3 separate regions of the Homo sapiens genome follow, and regions 1 and 3 are each linked to region 2. Evidence: chromatin loops called from intact Hi-C (ENCODE). Cell type or tissue: endothelial cell of umbilical vein. All regions are shown on one strand.

What was found. Hi-C counts contacts between places; a loop is a spot of excess contacts. Peaks named below come from ENCODE experiments on the same cell type or tissue, not always from the same donor. Only the 100,000 strongest peaks of a DNase experiment are listed, where the experiment ranks them.
Region 1: it touches region 2 in a loop (4-fold over the local background); 35 of 110 quality-filtered maps call a loop at or near these places.
Region 3: it touches region 2 in a loop (3-fold over the local background); 46 of 110 quality-filtered maps call a loop at or near these places.

What each region holds. Positions count from the first base shown.
Region 1 is chr1:21,278,632-21,282,631 of GRCh38, reverse strand. It overlaps ECE1 (endothelin converting enzyme 1), which reads left to right. Exons shown (of 19, transcript NM_001397.3): 3 at 3,300-3,441. Among named protein-coding and RNA genes, the nearest start is that of ECE1, 9.8 kb to the left of the region's middle. RefSeq lists an enhancer at 3,946-4,000. In endothelial cell of umbilical vein, no CTCF peak of the experiment used is centred here; DNase peaks (open chromatin) are centred at 2,441, 2,921 and 3,681; H3K4me3 peaks cover 1,351 bases; H3K27ac peaks cover 3,201 bases.
Region 2 is chr1:21,332,824-21,336,823 of GRCh38, reverse strand. It overlaps a transcript of ECE1 not described here. Among named protein-coding and RNA genes, the nearest start is that of ECE1-AS1, 42 kb to the right of the region's middle. RefSeq lists an enhancer at 2,229-2,448. In endothelial cell of umbilical vein, a CTCF peak has its summit at 1,923 (motif pointing right); DNase peaks (open chromatin) are centred at 1,933 and 2,333; H3K4me3 peaks cover 285 bases; H3K27ac peaks cover 2,494 bases.
Region 3 is chr1:21,267,893-21,271,892 of GRCh38, reverse strand. The region is part of intron 4 of ECE1 (endothelin converting enzyme 1); the gene reads left to right. Among named protein-coding and RNA genes, the nearest start is that of ECE1, 21 kb to the left of the region's middle. RefSeq lists an enhancer at 1,363-1,657. In endothelial cell of umbilical vein, a CTCF peak has its summit at 1,512 (motif pointing right); a DNase peak (open chromatin) is centred at 1,502; H3K27ac peaks cover 1,599 bases.

The DNA of each region.
Region 1 (4,000 bases), 54 kb after region 2:
GGTACCTCTTTTCTTTTCTTTTCTTTCTTTTTTTTTTTTTTTTCAAGACAGCGTCTCACTCTGTCACCCAGGCTGGAGTGCAGTGGCGTGATCTCTGCTCATTGCAGCCTCCAGCTCCCAGTTTCAAGTGATTCTCTCACCTCAGCCTCCCCAGTAGCTGGGATTACAGGCATGAGCCACCATGCCTGGCTAATTTTTATATTTTTAGTAGAGACAGGGTTTCACCATGTTGGCCAGGCTGGTCTCAAACTCCCAACCTCAGGTGATCCGCCCACCTCACCCTCCCAAGGTGCTGGGATTACAGTCATGAGCCACTGCGCCTGGCCTCTTTTTTACTTTTTTGAGATAGGGTCTTGCTCTGTTGCCCAGGCTGGAGTGCAGGGGCACAATCATGGCTTACTGCAGCCTCGACCTTCCGGGCTCAAGCAATCCTCCCACCTCAGCCTCCCAAGTAGCTGGGACTACAGGTGCATGCCACCATGCCTAGCTAATTTAATTTAATTTTTTTTAAGAGATGGGGTCTGACTGTGTTGCCCAGGCTGGTCTTGAACTCCTGGGCTCAAGCCATCCTCCTGCCTCAGCCTCCCAAAGTGTTGAGATTATAGGCATGAGCCACCATGCCTGGCTGATGGGTACCTCTTAAACCAAGGTCTCATCCAGGTGCAGTCCAGCACTTTGGGAGGCTGAGGCGGGTGGATCACGATGTTAGGAGTTCGAGATCAGCCTGACCAACATGGTGAAACCCTGTCTCTACTAAAAATACAAAAATTAGCCGGGCGTGGTAGCACATGCCTGTAATCTCAGCTACTCAGGAGACTGAGGCAGGAGAATCGCTTGAACCCGGGAGGCAGAGGTTGCAGTGAGCCGAGATCGTGCCATTGCACTCCAGCCTGGGTAACAGAGGGAGACTCCATCTCAAACAAAACAAAACAAAACAAAACAAAACACTGTCTCACGGCCTCCTTGTGCCCTGTGAGCTGAGCCATGATAATGGGGACATGAGAAGCCTAAAGGAGGAAGGATGAAACAAATTAGGGGCAGCAGGACACATACGTCAGTGTCCCTAGGCAAGGCAGTCCCTGCTTCAAGTCCTTGGGACCCCTCTGAGTACCAGAGACCAAGGTAAAGTGTGTGAGATAACTGATTACTCTGAAAAAGCACTTTATAAACATTTGAGTACAGTGTACATGTTAGCATCATACCAGGCTGTCTCTCTCTGCACCAGGCCCTCACAGCCTGAAGTTTTAATTCATGGTCTGAAACTTTCATTGCTCACTTTTTCAGAAGAGATTCTTGAGGGATTTGAGCGGGCGGCATCCCTCCCACTGCCTGACCCAGCTGCTTCAGTGTCTGAGCCTCCTGGGCCTCCACGGAAGTGTCTCTAAGCCCCAAGATCCTTTGCTCAGTTTTGTTTTGTTTTGTTTTGTTTTGTTTTGTTTTCCGAGACGGAGTCTTGCTCTGTCGCCCAGGCTGGAGTGCAGTGGCGCAATCTCAGCTCACTGCAACCTCCGCCTCCCGGGTTCAAGCGATTCTCCTGCCTCAGCCTCCCGAGTAGCTGGGATTACAGGCGCCTGTCACCACTCCTGGCTAATTTTTGTGTTTTTTAGTAGAGATGGGGTTTCTCTATGTTGGCCAGGCTGGTCTTGAACTCCTGACCTCAGGTGATCCTCCCACTTCAGCCTTTTAAACTGTTGGGACTACAGGCATGAGCCGCCGTGCCCGGCCCCTTTTCTCAGTTTTGGAACCCAGTTTTTTTTTTTCCACAGAAAGTGCTTGTGTTCCTCCATCTCTGGTGCAGCAATTCCCAGTCATTTCCTGCCCAGTAAATACCTAACCATGGCCACGTGGCTTCTCAGTACCCTTCCCTCAACTGACCCACTTCAGATCCCCGAGTGCCAGGGTGGGACTCCCTCAGGGCTCTGACCCGGCACCAGGGGCACCCCTCAGGCTGTTGGTGGGGCCGTTGCAGGTCAGAGTCTGAGTCTCCTCATCTTCCCTGACAGCTTCCCCTCTTCCTGGCAAGCCTTGCTCCCTCCACCCTGCCCTTCCCAAAGGGTAAATCTAATCATGTCACTCCAGTCCTCAAGAGGAAGTCCAGGCTCTTAACCTGGCTTTCTGTGCCCCTTAGGATCTAGGCCCTCCTCTCCTCTCCACTTCCATTCCTTCTTATCTGGCCAGCTCCTACTTATTCTGACTGACCCAGGCCAGACATCACCCGTTCCAGGAAGCCCTCCCTGATTGAACCCCTGCCCACCCCAGTCTGTTTCTTTATCTGCCTCCCTGCTGGGCTGTGTATTTCCAGCATGGCCCTGAGTTGGTGCTCAGCTGTTAGCACATGACACGGTGTCACTGAACACGTTACCCCACCTTCAGGAGACCCTTCCTGTCTTGTGGGTGTGGGTTTTGCAGGAAGCATCTCTTGGAACAGAGGAGAACCCCAAGCTGCCTTGGGTGTGAGAGGCCTGGGCTGTCGGCCCCCATTGCTGCTGGCTGGTGTGTCCCTCCTCGGGCAGGGAGGGCCCTGCCACACCCTGCACTTCCTCTCATTGTGCCTCCCTTCCTGTTTAGCTAGACTGTTAGGCTGGAGGGATTTTTCCTCCCTTTCAGGACCTGAATGGAGCTATTTCTCCTTGCATCTCTGCCAACATCTCCCAGGATCCACCTCTGATCCACTGGTGGGCTCGGGCATCAACAGCTTTGGGTTCCAATCCCAGCTGTCCCCATTCAGCTGGGTGGTGAGAAGCCAGGGTCTCACCTCTCTGGACCTCAGTTTCCTCACTTGTAAAAAGAAAAATAACAAGGTGGCTCGCGTGTTTTTGCGTGGGATTATGAGGGTTTAATGAGCTAAGGATGTCTGTGCTTCTGGGAAGTGTGAGCCATGGCTGTGTCACCCTTGTCCCTGACCCCGCTGATGTGGGGGCTCTGCAGAGAGCCCAGCTGGGTACTCACTGGATGCCTGCAAGTCCAAACATCCTGTTCTTTTTTGAACTCCTCACTGGAGAAACAGGGAAAAGCTGTAGTTTTTTCCTTCCACTCATATCGAGTGACACAAAAAAACAAGCCTGTCGGGGCCGAGCTGCTTGACTCTCTGATGTTTGGGAGCAGATCCGAGCAGCTGAGCAGGGTGGCTGTTCCTTTCCTGGATTAGGGCTGAATCTGTGGGAACCAGACCACCCCTGAGACAGGAGGCAGCCCTGATGCCTCTCCAGGGCCTGGGCCTGCAGCGGAACCCCTTCCTCCAAGGGAAGCGGGGCCCGGGGCTCACGTCTTCCCCGCCCCTCCTGCCTCCTTCCCTGCAGGTGAACTTCCACAGCCCCCGGAGTGGCCAGAGGTGCTGGGCTGCACGGACCCAGGTGGAGAAGCGGCTGGTGGTGTTGGTGGTACTTCTGGCGGCAGGACTGGTGGCCTGCTTGGCAGCACTGGGCATCCAGTACCAGACAAGTAGGTGCCTTCGTGTTGCATGGTGGGCTTGACTCACTCCTGCACCCGGCTCCGTCAGCTCGGGCGAGGGGGGCTTCCCTGCTTAAGCCGGGGCAGGGCTCTGAGGCTAAGGAGGGAGCCAGGCCCAGGGGGGTCTGGGTGCTGAGATAGACCAAGACCCGGGAAGTGGGCAGCGTGGGTGATATAAAGGTCTCGCACTTGAGTCCACATCCTGTCCCAGCAACTTACTGGCTGTGTGACCTCGGACAAGTCACTTATTCCCTCAGCCTGTGTCTTCTCTAATTTAAATGGGAAAACAGTACCCAACTGGGGGATGGGTCTGCGGACTAGAGATAACATATGTCCCATAGCTGGTGCCTCGTAGGACTTCTTCAACTTTAGCTCTGGGTACTGTTGTTGCTAGAATGTGGGGTAATTACACACATAGGCTGACATTGTCTGCTATCTCTAGTTCCAATAAAATAACAATAATGCCCTCTGTTTACTGAATTATTTCCTCGGACCAAATACCCAAATACCACACCCCTCGCTTCAGATGCAATCTCATTTCCTCCTGGAG
Region 2 (4,000 bases):
TCGCCCAAGCTGGAGTGCAGTGGCGCGATCTCGGCTCACTGCAAGCTCCACCTTTTGGGTTCACGCCATTCTCCTGCCTCAGCCTCCTGAGTAGCTGGGACTACAGGTGCCCGCCACCACGCTTGGCTAATTTTTTGTATTTTTAGTTGAGACAGGGTTTCACTGTGTTAGCCAGGATGGTCTCAATCTCCTGACCTCGTGATCCGCCCACCTCGGCCTCCGAAAGTGCTGGGATTACTACAGGTGTGAGCCACCGCGCCCGGCCACAGCCGACTAATTTTTTGTATTTTTAGTAGAGACGGGGTTTCACCATGTTGGCCAGCCTGGTCTCGAACTCCTGACCTCAGGTGATCTGCCCACCTCGTCCTCCCAAAGTGCTGGGATTACAGGTGTGAGCCACCACGCCCGGCCTCAGTGAATGTTTTTTGTTGTTTTGGTTTTGAGACAGGGTCTCTCACTCTGTCACCCAGGCTGGAGTACAGTGGCATGAACACAGCTCACTGCAGCCTTGAACTTATGGGCTCAAGTGATCTTCCCACCTCAGCCTCCTGAGTAGCTGGTACCACAGGTGCACCACTACACCCAGCTAATTTTCTGATATTTTTTTGTAGAGACAAGGTCTCACTAGTTGCCAAGGCTGGTATTGAACTCCTGGGCTCAAGTGATTCATCCACCTTAGCCTTCCATGGTGCTGGGATTACAGGTATGAGACACTGCCTGTCTCAAGTGTTTTTTGAAAGAAGGAAGAAATTTGAGTCCTTTCTTTGTCTTAATGCCCCAGATTCACTCTGTAGCCCTGCCCCTGCCCCCAGGGCCTGGCAGTTCTGGGCTGGCACTCTGCCCAGACCCTGGGCTTTGGGCTTCGCCTGCTGTTCTGCAGGGTAGGGAAGGGCCTCCCTCCCTGGAGACCCACTGATTGGCTGTGTGACCTCAGGCAAGTCCCTTCCCCTCCATAGTCCTCACTTTCCCCTTCCGTCAAGCACTGGGTGGGTCGAAGCTTCCCAGCTCCCTGTGTCTGTGGTCTCCCTCATTTGGGAGCCTTTGCTCCTGGTGTTTGGTGCCTCTTCACCCCCAGGGTCTCACCCACCCCAGGCAGGAGCTCAGCTGGCCTGTAGCTTGCAGAAGGACCATTTGGGAAAGCTGGTGGGCCCTTCATTCTTGGTACCCGCCCTAAGAGCCTCACTGCGACTCTGTCCACCCTGGGTGAGAGCCCTCCAGAGTAGGCCCCCAGCCGTGAGAGCCCCCCACCCACTGAGGCTTGGCATCAGGTCGCCCTCGGTCTGAACCCTGCTATTCCCTGGCTCTGGGACTTTGGGCGGCTCAATCCACCTCTCAGGGCTGCAGCGTCCTCATCTTCAGGGTTGTGAGCACCCAAGGAGGCCCTGCCTCATTGTGGGGACAGAAGAGAATGGAGCAGTCACATGCCTGCCCCTAAGGAGCTGCACTCTAGGGGAGGAAGCTGGAGACCAAACAGGCAAAGCCACCCACCAGAAGGATCGCTCCGAGAGAAGAAAGGAGACAAAACAGGGCGATGTGGTGGAGAGTGGCTGTGAGGGGAGGGGGCCGCTCTAGAGGAGCGGCCAGGAAAGGAGGTGATGTCTGAGCTGGGACATGAAGGTTGAGGAGGGGGCAGCCGGGCAAAGACGGGGGCGGGGGAGATGAGAGTTCCCGGCTGCCGGAACAGCAAGTTTGGCACATGTAGGGGGTGAACGCTGGTGTGGCCGGGCAGAGGCAGTGGAGGGTGGAGGGAAGGCTAGGGAGAGGTGGGCCTGGAGGGGCAAGCCATGGACAGCCTTGTCTGTGGGGCAGGGGTCAGCATTTCGTTCTAATAGTGGTGGGAAGCCACTGGAGGACCCCACGTTGAGGGGCGACTGGGCTTGGTTTCTGTTTGGAAAGACCTTGGCTGCTGTGTAGAGCATGGACTGTAGGGGGCAGGAGGGAGGCAGGAGCGCGGGCCTCAGGATATTCGTCTGTCCTGAGGCTGAGGAGGCGTAGGTTTCTGCAGGATCTGGGATTTTGGCTGCTACTTCAGGGATGGGAGAGAGGTAGCCAGGCATCCCAGATGCTTCGAGACCTTGCTGGCAGCAGAGCACAGTGGGCAAAAGTTACCTGTGGAGCCAGACAGACCTGTCTGAACCTCCACTTCAACTCAGCCTTCCGGGGTGGGCTTGGGATTCTCCCAGAGTGACCAGTTCCCACCGTCCCAGCCCCTGGGGACCCAGAGAAACAGAGCCAGAGGGCATTGAGCTGGAGCCTGCCTCCCTCGCTTCCGCACACCCTGCCGAGAAGTGAGGGCATAGGAAGTGATGGCCGCAAGGGGATGCCCAGCCCCTCTGCTCCAGGGCTGCTGTTCACACGGCCACGCTGGAGGGAATCCTGTGGCTTTGTGGTTCCTTGTTTCCTGGGCTGGTCTGGTGGAAGATGGCCATGAGAAAGCGGCACTTCATCTTCCTTCGCCCCTGAGTGTTCAGTGGGTGGTTACTCGGCATCCTGTTGGGCTTCCGGTGTGGTGGCTGGGAGCCAGAGAGAGGAGGGCATGAGAGCTCACAGAGTCACAGGAGGTGGGACTTGGAGGTCATCTAGGCCAACTTCCTCATAGGGCAGACCAAGGCTCACAAAGGGAAAGAGACTTACCTGAGGCTATACAGCAGGTTAGAGGCAGGACTTAGACCCTGATTCTAGACTCCTCATCCAGCACTCTTTCTAGATAAGATGGAGGTATGGAGGTTTTGGAGCCAGACAGATGTGGGTTGTAGTCCCAGCTCTGTCACTTAGTCCCAGCTGGGTGACCTTTGGTGAGTGACCATCTCTGAGCCTCGGTTTTCTCCTCTATGAAATGGGATGATGGTAGCACCTTTCTCATAGTGGTGTTGTGAAAAGTGGTTGATAATTTATGACAGGTTGTAAAGCTCACAGGACGGTGCACGGAGTTGGCCCTTGGGAGGTGGGAGCTGTTATTACCTTTGTGGCTCCGTCATTTTTTTTTTTTTGAGACGGAGTCTCGCTCTGTTGCCCAGATTGGAGTGCAGTGGCACGATCTCAGCTCACTACAACCTCCACCTCCTGGGTTTAAGCAATTCTCCTGCCTCAGCCTCCCAAGTAGTTGGGATTACAGGCAGGTGCCACCATGCCTGGCTAACTTTTGTATTTTTTAGTAGAGACGGGGTTTCACCATGTTGGCCAGGCTGGTCTCGAACTCCTGACCTCAAGTAATTTGCCTGCCTCGGCCTCCCAAAGAAGTTGGGATTATGGGCGTGAGCCACTGCGCCCAGCCCGTGGCTCTGTCATCCTAACCTCCTGAAGCACCGGAAAGAATGGCTGCGTGCTGGCCCTCACATATGCTGTTTTCTGATGAACGCGGTTAGGGAGGGAAGATGAGAATGGGCCATGGTTGGCCCATCTCTCTGCTACTTATTTTATTTCCCCACTATATTTGAGAGACTCCTTAGCCAGGCCACACTACTACCCACCCACCCCCCCGCCCCCCCCACGGCTCTGGTGGGCTGGAGCTGTGCTGTCTGCCTTCAGCCCAAATAGGGGTGGGGGAGGCGGAGGCACTAAGTGCAGGTCCCGGGTGAAAAACTGGGCAGCTCCCCCCACCTTCTGCATCAGATCCCTACCACGCACCACCAATACCTGTTTGTTCAGTGTGACCTAGTGGTTAAGACCAAGGGCCATGGGATCAACTTGAGCTTGAACCCTGGATCTGCCATTGAATTGTCACCAAGGACTTTTAGCAGGCGTGTCTTCCTCTCTGAGCCTTGGATTTCCCATCTGTGAAGTGAGGATAAGTCCCTCCCAGGAAGACTGCAAATATTCAGTGAGAGGAGCAGCACTCAGAGCATGCATGGTGCATATCTGGTGCTAGACTCCAAGAATTGGATGGCACTAATATTGTAACAGTGTTGACACATGTCCCAATTGTTTCTCTTTCCATAGCTGTTCTTAGAAACTTACTTCACCATCCGCCCACCCCACCCCCATCCTGTGTTCCCGCAGC
Region 3 (4,000 bases), 65 kb after region 2:
TATTCAGTGTAGGCGGGAATCATCCTTAGCCTCACGGTGATCGGGCTTGCACGATAAGCCCTCTGGTCAGAGTTCTCTTTGCACTTCACTAGGCCTTGGGCACCTCTAGTTCACCCCTGTGTTGATGGTTTTTCCTCAGATTAGAGCTCCACGTTGTCTTGTTTGCAGCTGTATCCTTAGTTAATGTTTGTTGGATTCCCGTCTGCCCACTGGGCTCCTCCCCCAGTGTGAAATCATGACACCTGTGCTGTACCATAAAGCTGCCCACCTTAACCCTCCCACAGCTGGGACCATGGCTGTCTCCCTCTGCTGCTGTCCCCTGCTCCATCCTGGGACCCTAAATGCTGGGAGAGGCTGCATTCTGAAAAGTCAGTCAATTTATCCATCAACAACAGAACCTAGATCCGACAAATACTGATTGTTTTAAAAAACTTTAAGATATTCAAAGGCAGGTACAATAGAAGATACCCAAAAGGGGACAGATCTTCTTAAAGGGACACGAATCTTAAGAGACAGGAAATGATTCTAAATGGACAATTAACAATTTAAGGCAACTGGGTCTTTTAGATTACAGGGAAAGTAGGCAAACCAGGTGAAGGAGACCTTTCCTTTCTTTCCTGCCCCAGCCCCACAGAGCAGAGCCGCCGCTAGGTAAAACACACCCACCCTTTCTCCTGGCCTCCGACAGCTCCTGAAGCAGCAGCAGCAGCTGCCTTCAGCCTAACTTCCTGAGGATGAGCAGGGTGGTGTGTATGGAGGTAGGGTTGAAGCTCAGTATGTCCGAAGCAGCAAAGCCCCAGTCTGAGATGTCCCCCTGCCTGCCTTATGCCACCAAAGTGCCTTTGAAAGGGCATGCAGCTTTTCATTTTAGAACCAGACACTTAAAAGGCAAATATGTCTATCATTGCAAGACTGGAACTCAAGGACGACCCTTCTCCAGTGCCTAACATCACAGCTGGGGGCTTGGCAGGGCCCATAGTCCAGGTAGTATAACAAGGTGGGTCGGTTCCTCTGCTTCAGACTCACCAGGACCTGGGTTCGAATCTGGACTCTGCCACTTACTATGAGGTCTTGGGTCAATTACATCACCTCCCTGGCTTGTTTTCTCATGAGTACAGTGGGAACCATGCCTCCTCTGAATTTTGAAAATTAAATGGGAAATACATTTAAATGTATTTAAACCATGCCTAGGCTTGGCATGTTGTGGTGGCTGCTGTTTGTATTGATGCTACTGTTATTCACCCTTGACCTTTGCACAGCATTTGACAGGTTACAGAGCTGTTTTGTAGACACCATCCCACTTGATCCTGCAGGGTGGAAGCTGGGAAGGTGTTGCTCACTCTGTTGGTAGATGAGGAAAGCGAGATCCGGAGAGGTCCTCATGATAGGCTAGTGAGTGGCAGAGCTGAGACTTGCTTGATGCCTGGTCTTGTGCCCTTTCCTCTGTCCCACACCACCTCCTTCAGGTACAAGGGACAGACATTAGCTCCCTTTCCGCAGTGCCTGCAAGAACCTGCAGGGGGCGCAGAGCCTGAGGGCCTGAAGGAAGGAGAGACACGGATGTCCGCCGTGCGCTGTGCACTGTACCATGCTCTTTAGAGCCACTGCTTCCTTAATCCTCACAACCCCAGACTTCGGAATTGTTGTTCCCATTTTATAGATGCAGCAACTGAGGCTCCCAGAGGTTAAGTGACTTTGTCAAGGATATACCACCAGTCCAAAATGGTGAGGGGCTCACTCTCTGGGGAGCAGTTAGCATTTAGAGGGGATGGGGCAGGACAGTGGACAGGCCCTCTAGCTTCCCAGTGAGGCCCAGAATGGGCTCTTGTGCATTGTGTGGGTTCTGGTCTGACTGGTTCTGGGGCTGGTTCTCACTGGGAGAACCTTAGGTCTGAGCCAAGATTGAGTCCATCCCCACTGTTCCTGACAATCAAGCCGTGGGTGGGGAGCTGCATCCAATGGGCCATGGAACAACCCAAAATCATGCATTCAACCCTGACCCCGAGGCCAAGGTCTGGTGATACCAGGAGGCCAGACCGCAGAGTTCTGAAGTCAAGCAGTCCTGGTGTGCTAGCTGCTTATCACTCGTGTGGCCTTGGACAAGTGACCTGGCTTCTCTCCCACTTAGTTTCATTATCTGTACAGTAGGGATAATGATGCCTCCTAACACATACAGTTACTGTGAGTATTGACTTGCCTGGGATGGTTCAAAGTGCTGAGCACTGGAATACATCGGAATACTAGCCTGGCACCTAGTAGGTGCTCGTCAAAGCACAGCTGCCCTCCTTGGTGGTGGTAGGTGAGTTCCAACCCAGACTTCTTACAAACAAGCTGTATGACTGCAGAGAGGTCACCCAGATTTTTAGGTCCTCGGCTCATCACCTATAAAGTGGGAACTAACTGAAACTCAGCTCATTAGTAGGGATGCTCTAAGGGTTAATTGGGTGGGCAAAGAACAAAGTCATTATTTCTTATTTATTAGAGAAGCGCTGGTATGTGGACCCAGTTGTCAGGAAGGAGGTGCAGAATACAGCTATGACACACTGAGCATCTCACTTGTATTATTTCATTGAATTCTCATAGTAAACTCATGGAGTAGGCTGCATTTGCACATTTTACAGATGAGACTCATGAATATGAAGGAAATGTATTTCCTAGGAAATGGTGAGGCTGGGATTAGACCCAGAGCTGTGGGACCTCAAAGCCTGTATTCTTTCTCTACTCACTCTACTGTCAGATTCAGCAGGGAGAGGCCCTGGGTCGGCACTGCTGGCAGGGAGAGCAGCCGAGAAGTGTGGTTCGCCTGCCTCCTTTCCCCAGCGGCTGCTCCACAGAGTTCTCAGCCCAGGCCAGCCAAGCCCCAGCCCAGGTCCAGTGAACACAGGAGCTGGGGTCACCCCCATGTCATACTGACTAGGGGCTTCCCCGGAAGACATATCCTGGGGTCCTCTCCCTCAAGGCTCAGTCCTCGGAACTAGTCTGGAAATGGCCCCTCACCTGTGGGCTTGATACCTGGGACTTTGATACATGGAAACTCCTGAAGAGGCAGATGGCAGGTGAGTGGGTGACAAAAAAATGCAGGAGTGTGGGCCAGTGCATTCTTGGGCTTAAGGCCAGGCTGGGTTCAGCGTCTCCAAGACAAAGGGGTCAGCCAACAGGCGTCGGAAGGGAGCCAGAGCTGATGGGCACGGGAACAAGCCGGAGGTGCCCAGGCCACTCTGACCTGCTGAGGCGAGGGCTTCCCTCTAGGCGGAGAGGGGAGAAGGGACATTTAGAGTGCCAGTGTGGATTGTGTCAGCCGATCCGGCAAGATAGTTATTACCATCTGCTTGTGTGACCTTGGGCAAGCCATGCATTTCTCTGCCAGGTGAATTCATGCTAGGCTCCTCAGAGGCAATCCAGGCAGTTCTGTAGCAGGTGGGCCGAACTAGGCCAGGTGCCACTGTGGCATGACCTGGCAGTCTGCCAGCTGGGGATGCTGACCTCAGCTGCAGGACACACAGATGCCTCGCACCTCACTCTGCCACTCCCCCAAGTGGCCAGCATGGGCTGTCCTTGTAGGTTTTGGGGAGATGAGAGTGGGTGGCCTCACTTCATCAGAGGAAGGAAGCAGCCAGGCCCTTCAGCCCTTAGACTTGGCCCTGCCTTGGACTTTCCAACTGTGCTTGTAGCTCAGATTATTCTACCAGCTAGAGAGCCTACACCACCCCCTCCAAAGCCTCCGAGACTTTTCTCAAACCTGCTGCCTCCATTGTCTTCTGTGGCTACCAAAGGGCCTCTCTAGGCTTGAGCTACAAGTACACTGTGTGCACCTGTCCTGTTTGCTTTACTGTATTTTATACTGTAAGATGAACGCATACAAAAAAATCAATGCGTGCTCATTGTGACAATTCAAGCAACACAGATTCCATAAAGAAAAAACTAGCAGTCTGCCTTCCAGTCTCCCTGGGAGATAGACATACAATATTCCAATAGCGTTAAACGTGTCCATGTCGGTGAT